2 separate regions of the Mus musculus genome follow, and region 1 is linked to region 2. A link is a loop called in an ENCODE intact Hi-C map of the cell type or tissue named here. Cell type or tissue: heart. All regions are shown on one strand.

Region 1 (8,000 bases), 180 kb after region 2:
CCTGTCAGCAGCTGGGGTGGGGGTGGGGGTGTCTCTACGGAGTGGCTTCCTGTCTCCTTTCAACAGCTTGCTGTCTGTGGTTTCCCCGGGTCAGCCCAGGCACCTGAAGGGCATCTTCCGGCATCGTTGGGTTTTCACAGACACATTTTCTGTGTCAGACAGCTCACCCAGGAGGCCGATCAATTGAGATCTGAGATCTACGCACTCTGGGCTTCTAAATCCCTAGGAGATGAGGCAGGTAGACCTACCCTGAATCCACAGGAGCTAGAAACTATGTGTGTGTGTGTGTGTGTGTGTGTGTGTGTGTGTGTGTGTGTGTGTGTGAAAGAGACAGAGACAGAGACAGAGAATGTATGTGTGTATGTGCATGTGTGTTACAAGTTTGTGTGTGTGCATGCATATTTGTGTTTGTATATGTTTGTGTGTGTGTTCAAGTGTGTGCATGTGTGTGCATGTGTGCAGCTCCTTTTAGTTCATTTTTCAGAACCAAAAGCTACCTCAGGGCCTTTGCACCTGCTGCTGACCTCTGTAGCCCATGAGGCAGATCTTAACATCCTTATTAGTTAAAAATGAAATTATGGCCCCAGAAACAGCATGGCCTGCAAACTGGCAACGGAGTTGTGTGCAAATGCTCCCACTAATGCCAAGACTGAGTCTGTCCGAGTGGTCACAGGGTCAGACAGCACCTGCCAGAGCCAAGCTCCAGGTCAGAAAGACACTACCAATGGGATTCAACCCAACCCAATGGCAGGTTGGGTTGAGTGGGCACAGGCTTTGCAGAGCAGCCCAGAAGCATCACGAGGGGTTCTTCACTGAGTCTCTTCAGTCCCATCAGTAAAAGGGTTAAAAATGACCGTCTCGTGGACTTTCTGCCCCTTGAGGGATAGTCACAAGAGACTAGAACCAGGTGTGACTCACCGTTAAGGTGAGGTGACCCACACAAGTCACGTTTCACTCTGTGAAGAGGTGACAAAGCACTGTACAGAGTGTGAGCCACGAGGACACTTTTGTCAGGCTTCCAAGAGCTTGACTCTAGCTGCTCTCGGGCCTATAGATCCCAGTAGCCCCCCACACAACTCCTTCCTCCCAGGCAAGTCCTAGTGTGGTGCCCAGCAGTTCAACAGCTATGCATGGAACATAGCACCTGCTGAGCCTTGGCTCCGTGTGCGATGGTGTGTGTAGCCTTTTGTGTCTCCTCTCTCCTTCTTGGCTTTCTCCAGATGGTCCTCAAAGACCATGAGAAGGAACCACGGTTCAAGTTCAAACATAATCTGGTCCTAATCTCAGCTGGGGCTGGCTTTCCTTGCAGGCTTGTAGGATGCCAGATGGTGACTTCTGGCTGCCACCCCTCTTGCCTTTCTATAGGTGTCAGAACAGGGAGCTGTCCTAGAGACGCTCTAAGACAAGTGTCACTTGCTCTGGTGGATGGAGAGAGAAGTTGGGAGCAGTTGGGCTGGACATATGAACCAGACAGGAGGCTGCGTTTCTGGGGTTCCCTGGACCTCTGCATTTGCAGGCTGTTTCCCACACAGGGCAAGCCCTCTGTAAAGGGGGCAGTTGCACCCCACACTCATCCCCATCCCAGTTGCTATAAGAAGAACTTAGAGGCCCGGTCCTTGGGGAAGATGCTTCTGCACTGGGGTTACAAGTTCACGACCTGCTTTCTGCTGTTTCCAAACCAGGTGGCTCTAGAGATGGCACAGGGCTCTCTTTGAGCCTCATGTACTCCCACAGAAAAATGGGGAGACTAATAACAGCAGGGGCTCAGAGGCTCAGGCGGCCATGTGATTTGCAGGCATTGGGCTGAAAGGCAAGCTGAGGCCAGTGTTAAGTCTCCCATCACCTAAGGTGGAAGCATCCCCCAGTTGTTGGCATCTCTTGGCCCAGTCCTTCCAGGATACCATGTTCTTATTAAAACATCCACCAAAAGTCAAGGGCAAATTCTCTTTGTGTCTGGAACATCTTATGGTCACAAAGACACCCTTGAGTAAGTGTCCTCTTAAAACACAGCCTGCCACAGAGAGAGCAGACAGGCACAAATACAGCTTAGCCCCACAGAATAGAAGGTGAACATGTGGGTGCCCAAGGATTCCCTCCCTCCCTCCTTCTCTCCCTCCCTCCATGTGTGAGTGTATGTGTATGTGTGAGTGTATGTATGTGTGCATGTGTGTGTGCATGTGTGTGTGCATGTGTGTGTGCCTGTGTGAGCATGCACACTCAGAGGCTGGAAGCCAGCCTCGGATGTTTTCTTCAATTCCTATCGATCTCATATTTTTGATATAGGGCTTTTCACTGAATCTTCAGCTAGCCATTTTGGCTAGAATGGCTACTCCATGAGCTGCAGGGATTAGGCCTATGTAAAGGTTTGAATGAGAGGCCCACCACAGTCTTAGGTCTTGAACACTTGGTCCCCAGTTGGTGGTGCTGTCTGGGGAGGCTCAGGGTGTACCCAGCCTTGCTACAGGATATTGCTGGGGGTGGACTTTAGGGTTTCAAAGCCATTCCAGGCTCCCTCACTCTACTTGTGCTAGAGTTCAGACGGGTGCTCTCAGATCACTGCTCCAGACGCCATCTTTGCTTCCTCTGCGGCTCCCCTGCGATGGTGATAGACGCTTGACCTTCTGGAACCGGAGGCCTAACAAACCCCTCCTTCTGCAAGTTGCCTTGGTCATGCTTATTACAGCAGTAGAACAGTAACTCAAACATCCTCTCTCCAGCGCCCCCGATGCTGGAGTTGCTTGTGTGTGCCCCTGTGCCGCTCATAAGGTCCTGAGACTCCGAGTCCATGCTCAGGCAACAAAACTTTACCTCTGAGCCATGTCCCCAGCCCCTGTGAATTTTAACATATGTATAGCACACTATTGGAGGTGCAGCCTGACCCGGCCTCCTTGCCACCCCTCCCCTACACCACCTGGAGTCAGGGCCACAACCTTGTCATCTCCCCCGCCCACCCCCCAATCTTTCTGCAAGTGACCAGTTTACAAACAGTCATTACTGTCAGGCGTCCAGACAAAAGCCATGTTCCGAGGACAAGTCTTTCAAGGTAGCTAGCTAGGAGACTCTTTCTGATTATACCACAGGGTCTTGTGTAGCCCAGACTGGCCTCCAACTCATTGTGAAGCCAAGCATGACTTCAAACTTCTGGTCCTTTTATCTCTTAGCTACTGGAATGGCAGGCAAGTGTCATTATCCCTAGTTCATGTGGTATTGAGGCTCACACCAAGGGCTTCCCATTAGGTAACAATCTACCTACCGAGTGATGGCCTCCACCTGAGTTTTAAAACTTTTTATTGTTTCGTCATCGTCATCATTGTCATCATCATCATCATCGTCGTCGTCGTCATTATAGTCATCATTGTCATTGTCACCAACCACCAGTCTTCATCACAATCATCACCATCATCATCATCACCATCATCTTCATCATCACCACCATCATCATCATCATGGCCGCCGCCACCGTCGTCGTCAGCATCAGCATGTGATATATGAGTACCGGCATCTATACTGCACATGTGGGGGTCAGGACTGGTTTTTCCCTCTTCCTTCACATGGGTCCCGAGGGCTCACATAGCGACCCTGTCTACCTGATGAACTATTTCTCTGGCCCTTGATCTTTTTCTCTTTAACTCGGGGCAAGGTGGGCAGAGGGAGGCTGCATGCTGGTCAGTATCTTGGAAACGGCAGTCCTGGCTTTCAGAGACTGCCTGGAGCCACCTCTTGGCCTGGCCACGCTTTCTTGCTGAGGGGTCTCTGCAGCCACAACAAACCTCAGTTATTAGTTCCTATTTTCTAAGCACAAATGATTTATCCAAACCAGCATTGGACTCTGACCCCGCTGTGCAGATTTTAGCTCATCTCACGTAGACAGTCCTGGCTTGAATCATTTTTGCTTTGTGATTGGCCCCTTAGGCCCTCAGTTCTCCCATCTGTAAACTTGGAGCAAGCATGCATGAGACACCAGGGAACTAACAGAGAGATTTTACCACACAGGCAAGGAGGCCGGTGTAAGGCACTTGTTACTGTGGGGAGCTGTGCAGCATCTCTGAACCTTGGCTTCCCCACCCGTGAGTGTACGAGGAGATTGCGTTGGCTGCTGTGTGATCCGGGGCTTCCTGCTAAGGTGGCTGCAGCAGGGAACTGACCATTTCCAGGGAAATTGCTTCATAGAAGGCTCCAGCTCCGTGGAAGAAGGCTACAGGAAAGGTTGTATTTAAGATGCACAAGGCCGCACTGTGCTAGTCTTTGCTCCAGAAAAGCCACTTGCCTCAGGCTGAAAATGTGCAAAATACTGTGAAGTATGCACAAGAAACAGCCACGGGACATGGTTGAAATGCCTGTGATCAGGCACCTTGGCCCCGGGCAGGCCAGATCCCTGGCCACGGTGACCCTGATCCCTGGTGCACGCCGCTGCTGCCAGTCGTGGTCGCCGCTGTACCCGGATGACCTACATTTCTCCAGCGGCAGCTGGGGCAGACATTCTGGGGTAATTAACAGCCATGTACACGTGCATGCACAGACAGCCGGGTCAGCCCGGCAATGGCTGGCACACTGGCTGTCTAGACAGGGTAGGAACATAGTGGCCTCCTGCCATGAAGGCGGCTGCTGGGAACTGCAGCCAAGATCATGGAGGTGGGGAGAAGAAAGGAAGCTACCCCCCGAGATGGACTGTGGCCATCCTTCTTCCTCAGCGTTGAAGGAATGCAAAACAGTGGTCTTTGAGGGAGTGGTTCCTCAGGAAGCCACCAGGCCAGGGGGCCAGGGGACCAGGGTGCCCACACAGAATAGCTATGCCTTATTGTATATTGCAATGCTTTCCAAGGGACAATAAGCACTCAGCAGGGTGGGCAGAGGCAGGGCCAGGCAGTGTGATTGACAGTCACAGCACAGAGCCAGTCTGTTGGTGTGTGGTGTCTCTCATAAAATATCAAGTTTTAAAAGGAGAGAGACTCAAGGTGGCACAGGCAGCGGGGTCATTTGTAAGGGCTGTGAGAGATCACGTTGGGTGCTCAGGCTGTGTCTCCTGACCTGGTCACTGGAGGCTCACAGCTCACCTCTGCTCACAGATGTTCAGGGTATATCTCCAGACAGTGTGTGAGCTAATGCTAAAGTCACCAAGCCCAAGCCTTGGACAGGAGTCCTGACACTAAGATGTCAGGGTCCTCCTTGGATCAAATCTCACACACGCAGCCACTGTTTCTCAAAAGCTAATTACACTAGGGTCACCCGCAGGACCTGAATCTTCTGGCACCATGATTTATTTAGGATGCTTCCTTAACCACTCAAAGCACCCAAAAGGATGGAGGAAAGGGGGAAGCACAAAAATCAACCAAACAAAACAGAAAGCCCTCCCTCACTTGAGTTACAGCTGGGGGTCAGAAACCAAAAATGGAAGGCGGCCCTATAGAAAAAAAGATATTTAAAAGTTTTAAAATTGCTCCTGTGTCTCCGTAAACCTTCCAGCTAGTGAGGTGGGCAGCCATCGTCAAGCGTCAGCCAACGCTGTCTTTGATCTGATGCTTGGCTTCCAATGTGAAGAAGCTGCGGTCCAGAGGGGACTCCGTTTCTCCAGGTCATCCCAGTAGCCAAAAGCATAGCTGCTTCCCAGGTCTTACTTACATTTCTCTCCCTGCTAAGACCAAATAGTCAGCAAGCAGCAACTCAGGGGCCTGAAGGATTTGGGGTGGGGAAGGCGTGGCTGGTGAGGCTGTGAGCTATTTTGTGGAGGCAGTGGACACATGTGAGGTTGCTTGTCTACAGCTTTGTAGGTCAGTAAGCAGAAGGAGATGGATGCTGGGGCTCAACTGTCTTTCTCTTCCTCCTTTTGTTCAGCGTGGAGCCATGCATCTGGGCACAACTTTCCAGCGCACCAAGTGGCTCTGCTGAACCAGCTCGGAGTACTTAGTTCTTCCCATAAGTACCAGTCCTCTGAGCTCTCTTGCTGAGGGGATGCACTCCCCACTCCTTTAGAAACACTAACAAAGTTCACCATGGAAACACGAGTCACTTCCTCCAAACTGTAAGAGGGTTCGGGCCACCTCACCCAGGGACCAGGGACTCTGGGACCATCCCAGCCACTCTGATGCTTCTTCTCCCTGCCCCCACTCTCCTGAGTCAGGGTTTCTCCGTGTAGCTCTGACTGTCCTGGAACTTGCTCTATAGACCAGGCTGGCCTCGAACTCACAGAGATCCACCTGCCTCTGCTTCCCAAATGCTGGCATTAAAGGCATGCGCCGCCGCCGCCGCCGCCGCCCAGCCTGCTTCAGTTTCTTAAGTGGGTCAGAGCTCAGAGTTGCTTGCTGCTTTGGTGACGAGCAAGCATAAGAATTTCATGAGCCAAACATCAACAGCCCTGCTGGGGCAATGCCCCTGCTGCCTCCAAAGCACAGAATAAACCGGGAGTCATTTTGTAGCACCGTGGACTGCTTCCATGACAGCTCCCTGTGTCTCTAACCCTTAATCTGAAGCAACAACAGCCTCAGGAAATTCTGGGTGACTTACCGCTGGAGTGGGCCTGAAACCCGAGTCGGAGGAGGAGGAGGAGGGGGAGGAGGAGGAGGAGGAAGAGGAGGAGGAGGAGGAGGAGGAAGAGGAGGAGGAGGAAGAGGAGGAGGAGGAGGAGGAGGGAGAGGAGGAGGAGCAGGAGGAGGAGGAGGAGGAAGAGGAGGAGGAGGAGGAGGGAGAGGAGGAGGAGCAGGAGGAGGAAGAGGAGGAGGAGAAGGAGGAGGAGGAGGAGGAAGAAGAGGAAGAGGAGGAAGAGGAGGAGGGGGAGGAGAAAGGGAGAAGGGTGGAGAAGGAGACACTCCTGCCTTACAAAGGCCTGGCCCAGTCTATGGACAATTTCCCAGCTAACTGGACCTCTCCCGAGTCAGAGATTCAAGGGAAGTTGCCACTTGAAACAGGTGGTTGGTTCCCTGAAGTCTGTCTTTCCCAAGGAGCTGGTAGGCTATGTCCACCCATAACGCACAACATAACAACACACGGCTTTCCAGACTACCCATCAGAAAAATGGAGGGGCTTGGCTGGCTGACAAGGCATGGCTGCCCCTCAGCCTCTCCAAGCCTCTCAGTGACTATCCCCAGTGCCAGGAAGTCCCTAGTGGTGGCCCAGAGGGTAAGGAATATAAGGGGCTTTGGCTGAGGGCAGCGGGCGGGGGGAGAGAGTAGCCTGGCCTCCCACCTGCAGAGGATATCTCAGACAGGAGGTTGATATCATTTGGTGTGAACCTGGTTCCCACAGACAGAGCCCAGGTGTCCCGGGCACCACCACTGAGGTTCCCGACCCGGTATTTCCTTTATATCTTAAATCCACTCACAGACACTGAGAGTTAGTGATGGTGTTGAATGCTGAAGTTAGCTTGTGAGTGGCACAGATCACACACACCAACAGCTACGCTTCCTAGAAGGGCTGAGGGGGGTGGAAGGCCTCTGCTGAGGCTCTGTGTGTTTCCATGGCTGCTGCAGGCCCTTGTGGTGTAAGCATAGGCAGGGATCTGGTGCCCTCTTCTGGTCACTGCAGGCACCCACACTGACATGCATTCACACACACACACACACACACACACACACAAAATTTTAAAAAAATAAAATATTATCAGGGAGTGGGTAAAGAAAATGTGCCTCATTTACACAATGGAGTAGTACTAAGCTGTTAAAAGCAATGGCATCATGAAATTTGTAGGCAAATGAATGGAGGGAGCCCACCTCTGACCCTGAGTCTGGTCCAGCTTGAGACCCAGGCCATGAGAGGAAGCCCACCTCTGACCCTGCTTATGATGATGATGCTCTGCTGTGCTTGCAGACAGAGCCTAGCATAGATGTCATCAGAAAGGCTTTACCAACAGCTGATGGAAACAGATGCAGAGACCCACAGCCAAACATTGGCAGAGCTTGGGGAATCCTGTGGAAGAATGGAGGAAGGAGGGTAGGAGCCAGAAGGGTCAAGGACACCACAAGAGACCCCACAGAAACTATTAAGCTGGGTACACAGGGGCTCACGGA
Region 2 (8,000 bases):
CTGTATGTGTATAAGCAGGCATGGTGGCCTGACCTCCAAAAGGTTTTCAAGTAATAAAAAGGTGCTGTGTCCAGGTTACCGTCTCTCATTTACATGATAACGTTTTCGGCAGGAAATAGGACCGCCCTGTGGATGGGGAGGGGTGGCGGGGTCACTCCAGGGATTCCAGCAGACTCACCTCTGCTCCTGATACCTCTGCTGCTGCTGAACCCTAAGAGATCTCACTACACACTCACCCCGCTTTCTCTTGTATTCACAGAAGACACAACAGCAAGCCCTCTAGGGGTCCCAGCATCCTACATACTAATTACATGCTGGGAAATGAGACCCCAGTCCCGCTAACGTGTGATAATGATGATCAGATGACCACATCTAATACAACTCTTTCCGGGTCGGAGGGGAGAGTCCAGGAGGAGAAGGAAAGTTACGCTGGAGGCGGAGGGATGGAGGGACGGGCCGCTGGTGCTGGCAGTCTTTCCTAACCCCTTTGGGCTTCCTGGGGGAACACTTGGGCTTGTCCCTTTCAATCTTGGGCTGACTCTTAATTGGCTTCTTGAAGTGAAAATCAATATTGAGGGAAACACATGGTCAGAGGTCAAGCAGCCATCACCCTGGGCCGTTCCTACATGCCAGGGTGGAACTGCGTAGATCCCAGCCTTGGGACACTGGAGTCTAACCCGCTTCTGCATGAAGCCAGCTGCTGTATCCACCTGGCACCAAATTCGGGGACTGCTTTGGCTTTGGGGATGCACCTTGCCCCCAAACACTGAACCTTCATAGTTTTTGTGTTTTAAAGAGGAAGAAAAAAAAAAAAACTAAGATTCCTTCGGTAACAGTTTATTTTCATATTGGGAAAGGCATCTGGAATTGGATGCCTCTGTTGGGGGGCGGTGCGGGGGAGACGGTCCTGACTCAGCTGTAACCCAGAGGGACGACACATCACGGGTCCCCTTCGGCAGGGAATGTGTAACTGTTCACAGCCTGTCTGGACAGAAGCATCCATTGGCTTGCAGGCGGCATGCTGTGTGGCCCTGGGGGAGCCTGGCTTTCCTGCACAGTGGGGGCCCTCTGAGACCCAGGGGGTGGAGGGACACACCCCTGCTGCTCTGTTCAGACTTAAACTCAACATTTCTCCAAGTCTCAACACACTCTCTAGAAGTTTCCATCAAACAAGCACTGATATATTATATTAAAAAATAGTGCAAAATCGCAGCATTTATATAAATAGCTCTAAACCCCTGCTTTGTAGGTTTTTTTTTTCTTTACAAGGTAATACACACTTTCGGAGTTGGCACTCAAAAAATTGCCATTTTTTTTCTCTTCTAGTTCAGAAAACAACTTTTTTTTTTTTGAATAGGCCTCTTCTAATACAAAAATACTCCTGCTCTCCCACATACAGAGTTCTCTTATTTTATATATATATTTATATATATAATATTGCAGATCTTAAACAAAGGTTTTGTGCAAATATGTCTTTAAAGTTAAGTAAAACCGTCATAAACAAAAGAAATTAAGCATTCACGCACAGAGCTCAACTAAGAACAATGAAGGAAAGACTAGTAGAGCATTTTCTCTTTTGCCTTCAAGACACGGCTCAACAAAGAAACATTTTCTTTTTTCTTTTTTGCAAGCTTTTTGAGCTTCTGCATTCAGACCACACAGAACATGTAAATATTTATACACAGACAGGAGAACTACCACACGGCCACTCAGCCTGTGTGTCCCCTGACTTCCTCTCTCTTCTCTCTTAAGAAGTGCGGAGTGTTTTTTTTTCCTTTCTTTTTTTTTTGCGGTTTTGCCTACAGGCGCCCCGGCCCCCACTCCTAGAGGGGGTGACCTTTCTGTTTCTCCTTCTCCTTGTTCTCCAGTGGGGCAATGTGCGAGTGATGGAGCCGGGTCCCCTCTAGCAGGGAGGATGGCCCGTTACTTTGCTGGTGCTGGAAGGAGGAGCCAGGGTAGTGGCCAATGACCTCGCTGTAGGTGGGGGGCGGCCCCTCCATGCGCCCACCGCTGCTGTAGCAGGTGGCGCTGATGCCCGAGTTACTGCTGGGGGGACAGGGGCCCCCCAGCATGGTGCTGTCTATAAGGTCACTGTCGAAGATGGTCCGGTTAGGGGGTGCGCGCACAGATTCCCGGTTCAGCTCCAGCTGTTGCTCAGGGTCCCGTAGCTGGAGGGTGCAGGGGCCCTGGTAGGGTGGGGGCTCCTCCCCATCAGACAGTGAGATGGTGGGTGGCAGGGCAATTTCGTGCTGCAGGTAGGGGTAGGTGGGTTGGAATCGGCTCCGCTGGATGAAGGGGGGCACAGCGAGTCGGTCAGTGGGCCGAGGCGGGGCATAGACCTGTGGCTGGAGGGAGGGGGGTAGAGCAGAGTTAGGGAGGGAGGCAGACTGAGGTTGGATTCCCCCAGATTCAGAGACTGAGTTATGTGGGCTCAGGAGGGGTGGCCGTGACTCCCCGGAAGCCCCTAGAAACAGGTCTGCACTACAGGGGGCCTCCTGGACTCAGGGAGTTCCTGGACAAGGCCTGTCCAGTGAGTGGTGGGCGGGAGGGGGAGAGGGAGGCATGACTTGGTCTTACCTCCGGCATTCCACCTGACACCGTACTCTCTGAGGGCCAGAGGCATCCTTCCTGTAGGATGGAAAAGGACACAGGGTCAGCAGTGGACAGGGCTGGTGACAGGAGACGCCACCTATCCTAGATTTGAACTTGTCGTCCTGGAGTGAAGTCTTGGGCGCATGCATTTCTCATCCTCCAACCTTACCCCATCTGCATGCATGGTCAGAGGCAAGGCCACACTGTTGCTGCTGGCTCCTCCCTCGGCTCCTGTTGCTGTCTTGTCTGTAGGCTTTCCAAGGCACGTATCTGATCTGTGGGGCACCCCCCTCCCAAAGCCTGCAGACAGCTTACCTGGGCATTAGAGCTGAGTTACTTGGCTTTAAGGAAGCCCAGTATGGCCGGCCTGCCTGCCTGCCTGCCTGCCTCCCGTCTCTACCACGACTGCTTGCTCCCGGCATGATCGTGCCCAAAATGCTGAACATTGACCTCACAGGTTCAGCAACTGAACATGTAGACACATATGCTTGGCTGGAGAAGTTAGTGAATTTAATGTTGAATGTCACAATCTAGATGACCCTCGGGGGACATCAGAAAGAAACAGGTACCACATACCCCCCCCCCCACACACACACACAGAAGCCAGGTCTGACGTGTCTCAGCATGTTAAGCCTGTGTGCCTCAGGCCTTTGGACTGGACACTCCTTGGTGGGACCGGTTCTTTGTTGATGTTCAGTGTATGGGTCCCTACAGACTCTATAATTTAGAGTTTCTCACATCTTTATTATCAATAAACAGATATGGAATCATTTGTGTGATGGCTGTCACTCATGAGGCTCCCGTCCTCAGCAGTGGGAGTCCCAGGAAGGGCGCAAACTCTCCCAGGAGAGGGAGTGTCCTTGCTAGGGTCAGTAGCTCTGAGCTGTCCTGAATGGTTCTAGTGTAACTGCCAGCCTGCGGAAAAGCCGCCTTAATTTTGGCTTTATTCCGTTGTACCTACAGAAATAAAACTCTCAAACACTTGGAGCCTACAATGTGGTCAAGTAAACATCCCATCACCACAATCCAGATGAGAATACATCTTCCTACCACTCTGAACTACAGCGGGCTGCCACCTCTGTGAGTTCAGACAAGTTCCTCCCCAAGCTGCAGAGAACTGCAGTTCACGCAGTGGCCACTAGGCGGTGCTGGGGCTTGCACTTGCAGGTGGAGATTCTCTCTCTGATACAGTGAATGGCCCTGGCTGCCCTAAAAACATACGATCCAGACACACAGGTGTCTCCTGGTGTCTGCATCCCACCGACTGGAGCCTCCCTCCCCCAGATCTCCTCCCATACACAGCCACTCAGTCTACCTTGCTTGGGCACCTCTGCCTGTTGTACGGTGAAGACCTAAGCTGCCCTCTATCCCGGCCTTGCAGACATGTCAGTCAAGTATACACTAAGGAAGGCGTGGCTTCCGCAGGAGGAGCTGGTGGGGTCCACAAGGAGGCGCCAAGAGGCCTCATATGCTGCACCAGAGGGGCCTGCCTCTGCTCTGGCTTGCCCCTTCCCACAGGGCCTACTCCTTCCTACCCACATCCTCTCCCAAATCTGCTATCCACCCATTGCTAGCCCAGCAAACCTCACAGCTCTCCTACTTCCTTCAGTGATGAACTGTGTGACCTGGAAGTGTAAGCTGAAATAACCCCTTCCTCAAACAAACTGCCTTTGGCCACCAGGTTTTATCACAGCCACAGACGAGCAACGGAGAACGCCAGCCCTTTTCCTTCCTACACACGGCCTCATTTCTGCTCATGATACCCTGTCTACATGGCTCACTCTGTCTGCAAAGCTGCAATATCCCCTGTGCCTAGAGTCTAGTGTGGGTCACAGCATATGCTTAAGTTACAGCAATCGATTATCACATAACTGTCTCCTGATGTTCCCTAACCCTGGGACTTCAGGCAGCCGCTGAGGGGAGGCGAAAGGCAGGGTCCAACCCCATAGCCAATGCTGCCAGCCCTAGTCAGCAGTGAGGACAGCCCCTCCCGTCCTTCTAGAACTGTGTTGCTTGCCCTACGATGGCTTTGGGGCTCCTTCTTGCTCCTTCCACACTGTCTGGGGTGCTGCTGGCTCCTGTTATGTGATCCTCTTCTCCATTAGGATGCCTGAGTTCCACTCGACTTCTCCACGGCCTCTCCCTCTGGACCTCCCCCACAGCAGGAGTCTGCCAGCCATTTCTACAAAGGGTCAGAATAAAAGTTTTTGTATACATGAACTATCAAAGAATAACTAAAAACATTATACTGGGTGGGAGGAGTTTTTGTTAAATCCTAATAGCTCATAAACACTAACAGGCATGGTTGTGTGCCAATAAAACTTTATTTATAAACCCAGGCACACAGCCCTTGGGTCAGGCCACTCTGTTGAGGCCTGATGACGCCCTCCTGGCTGCAATTCTAGACTGAGAGCTACTACCTGCTTGGAAAGTCCCTTTGGTCAGCTTCCAGACACGGCTCTGACTGTCCCCTCAACTCCACAGTGACAATCATTCCCTTCCTGTGGACAAGCGGTCACCATCAAATTCTGTAGAGCAAACATCTGGCAGGTGGAGAGCTGAGGCCCTCCCTGCCCCAGGGTGAGAAAGGTCTGGACCCCTCTGAAGCTGGATGCACGCTTGAGCTTCTGCTCTGGCTGACCCCTGCATCTGGTTTTACTGTAGATTTTTGCCTTTGGCCTCAGAACGAGGACTCGCGGCAGGCAGTGCTTCCACGGGGAGCAGGAGACTTAGGCCAAGGGTTGATCAGAATATAAAGCATGGATCCATCTCAGACCCTAGCTGAGCTCCTGGCCTGAGGTGACTCACTGACAAACCACACTCCTCAGGGGTGACACAGGCTGTGTGGAGGTAGGAGCCGACTGTCTCAATGAACACTGGATTGGTAGATGCCGAGGAGTGGGCTTGCGGGTCCTTCCCTGCACCTGATCCTCATGCCGATCACCCTTCTTACTGTTTATCATGTGGAAAAAGCATCAGAGAGATGGAGAGATGGGGGCGGGGAGGGGGAGGACACGACTTGGCCAGTGTGACACAGTAGGGCACGGTGAAGCTGAGACCTGGCTTCAACCAGACAGGCCCACCTGCTCCTCCTGTACCAGGTCTGAGGAGAGGTGATCCTCAGGGAGGTGCTTGGAGATGGATCTGTGGCCTACTCACATAAGTAGGAGGGGAGCCCTCACCCCAATTACCAGAGACAGCCAAGGGGCAAGGCGCCGGGTAGGCCAGCGAGCCTAGTGTGGCACACTGAGCCCAGGCAGACAACAGCTGTATCTAGGTCTCTCTGGGAGGACACAAGGCCTGGAGACACCTCAGATGCGCTGTGTCGGAAAGAGAGGGGGTCCCAGGGGAACTGTCACCTTCTGTTCCAGGTCTCCCCTGGGTCCCCTGTTTATCTAGCCAGGTGGTACAGGAGAGACAGTGAGGAGAGGCTCTCTTTGAGTGTCTGGGGAGTCGTCCCGGGTCCTGTCTGTTACAGCAGCAGCTAAGCTCAGGTGTACGTGTGGAATGAGCCACACTCTCTGCCATCTGTACCCAGAGCCTCTGTTCTCACACCCCACGCTCTCCGCTCGCCACACCCCACAGTGGGCTACGGGATCTTCACTAGCACCGCCTGGAAAGCTGCTCAGCCTTGGGCGAGTGCCCCACCCACCTCTCTGAGCCCTAGTTACTCCTCTGTGAGGGAGTGAGCCCCGGACGGACGTCACTCATGGCTGGTGCTGTGTGAAGAACACCGGCTAGGCAGCTGGCAGTGCCTATTGCTAGGTAACAGAGATAACAAACGAGCCAGGTGAGCCAGGGCATAACAGGCAGGATTCCTATACAGCAGGTGCCGGCTTTGTCCTCAGGCTGTGTCCTGAGCCTCAGTCAGGAGTCCTGGTGTCTCTGTCACGGCTCCTGCCCTGATGAACTGGTGACGCACTGAAACTGGTCCTGACGCAAGCGGAGATGCCCAAACCTGCCAGGAACAGCCCTGCTTCTCGGGCTATAGCCAGTTCTGTCTTGGCTTAGCCCTTAGACTTAGGAGCCTCTGCCAGCCCGGGACACCCCTCCTCCCAAAACTGGGGCACTGCGCCCGGCATGGCTCTGCTCACCCCATCCTCTCTGCACCTGCTGAGCCATCCAGGAGACAGGGTTGTGTATGTGCCAGCTTCTTCCATCTCAGGCTAACGACTATGCCTCCCTTCACCCCACTGCTGCTGACTGTGAACACCTGAGGGCAGGACAGAGCTTCCCAAAGGGGCCTGATGTCACAGTCAGGAGGGGCAAGTCCTACCCACAGGAGATGACTACCCAGGCACTGACTCTGGAGTCCAGAGAGGGCGCTGTTGGGTCCCAGGTAGTCCCTGATGCTCACAGCGCCAAAGCGTCCGAAACACACGCTTATAATGTCAGCTAGGATGATTCCCTCTGGAGCAGTGACTGTCCCTCAGTGACAGAGGGCAGTTTTAGGATCCCCAGCTTGGCTTGGCATGTATGTCCGTGAGTGTGCGTGTGCGTGTAAAACCCTTGCTTGTTTGCATAGAGACCAAGCAGTCCTCTGGGTACATTAAGTTACTCCAGGCGACTGAGTGTCCCTGGAAGGATGTAAGTGAGCTGGGACTAGTTACACAGTCTCACTTAGGCTAACAAGAGGCCCAGCAGACATGGGAATGCTTGCCTCTTGGGCTCTGAGGGTGGCTGAGCCCCAGGACACTGAACTCTGATCCCCAGGCTGGCTAGGTTTGGTCTTCCCTCCCTCTTAAGAGTGTCGGGGCTCTGTATAAAGCTCAAGGACGCTCTCCTGCACCTCTCATGCTTAGCTTCCCCCAAAGCTGGGGAGTTTGGGCACACAGAGAGCACCCAGCAGAGAGCTGGCGGGGGAGGCGTCATGCGGAGACAGCAAGCTCACTATGTCAAGCCTTCCAGCCAGAGACTATGTCAAGCCTGGACTGCCCAGGAGGCACCCTGTGCTGGCTCATCACACCTGAGGAGCCAGATGGGGCTCAGGCCATGGGAGAGGCCTCAGTGTCCGGTTGCTTCATGGCCTCCCATGGCACTCCCAAGACTACATGGCCCAAGTGCTAGTGGCCTGTTGGCGAGAGGGTAGGATTGTCACCTCCTTCCATCTAGATCACAGCCCCAAGGGGGCATCTTTCCTACCCCTCTGTCCTGGTGGACACTCCGTTAAGCAGCAGCTGCCTTTCTTCACTCTGTCTCACCTGGCTTCTCAATGGCCTTAGGAGGCCTGACCTGCCACCACATAGCCTAGCTGTCTCCCCTGAATTGTCTTCCACCTCCTTGCTCCCCCAAACCGGTACCCACTCAGCCCCTAGCTATGGAGATTAAGACAGCTCCCAGCTCCGCCTCACATAGTGGGGTTCCTCTGGGGAGCCCACAGAATCATACCTGACACTTCCTGCTCCCTC

What was found. Hi-C counts contacts between places; a loop is a spot of excess contacts. Peaks named below come from ENCODE experiments on the same cell type or tissue, not always from the same donor. Only the 100,000 strongest peaks of a DNase experiment are listed, where the experiment ranks them.
Region 1: a loop joins it to region 2, with 2.3 times the contacts of the local background. A loop is called at or near these places in 10 of 42 quality-filtered maps.

The regions. Positions count from the first base shown.
Region 1 is chr2:173,409,631-173,417,630 of GRCm38, forward strand. No RefSeq gene overlaps it. Among named protein-coding and RNA genes, the nearest start is that of Gm14642, 19 kb to the left of the region's middle. In heart, a CTCF peak has its summit at 7,492 (motif pointing left); a DNase peak (open chromatin) is centred at 4,501; H3K27ac peaks cover 143 bases; H3K27me3 peaks cover 1,859 bases.
Region 2 is chr2:173,225,999-173,233,998 of GRCm38, forward strand. Pmepa1 (prostate transmembrane protein, androgen induced 1) reads right to left here. Exons shown (of 4, transcript NM_022995.3): 3 at 2,578-2,628; 4 at 1-2,345. The coding sequence ends at 1,824. Among named protein-coding and RNA genes, the nearest start is that of Zbp1, 11 kb to the left of the region's middle. In heart, CTCF peaks have their summits at 3,734 (motif pointing right), 3,942 and 6,908; DNase peaks (open chromatin) are centred at 983, 3,733 and 4,054; H3K27ac peaks cover 569 bases.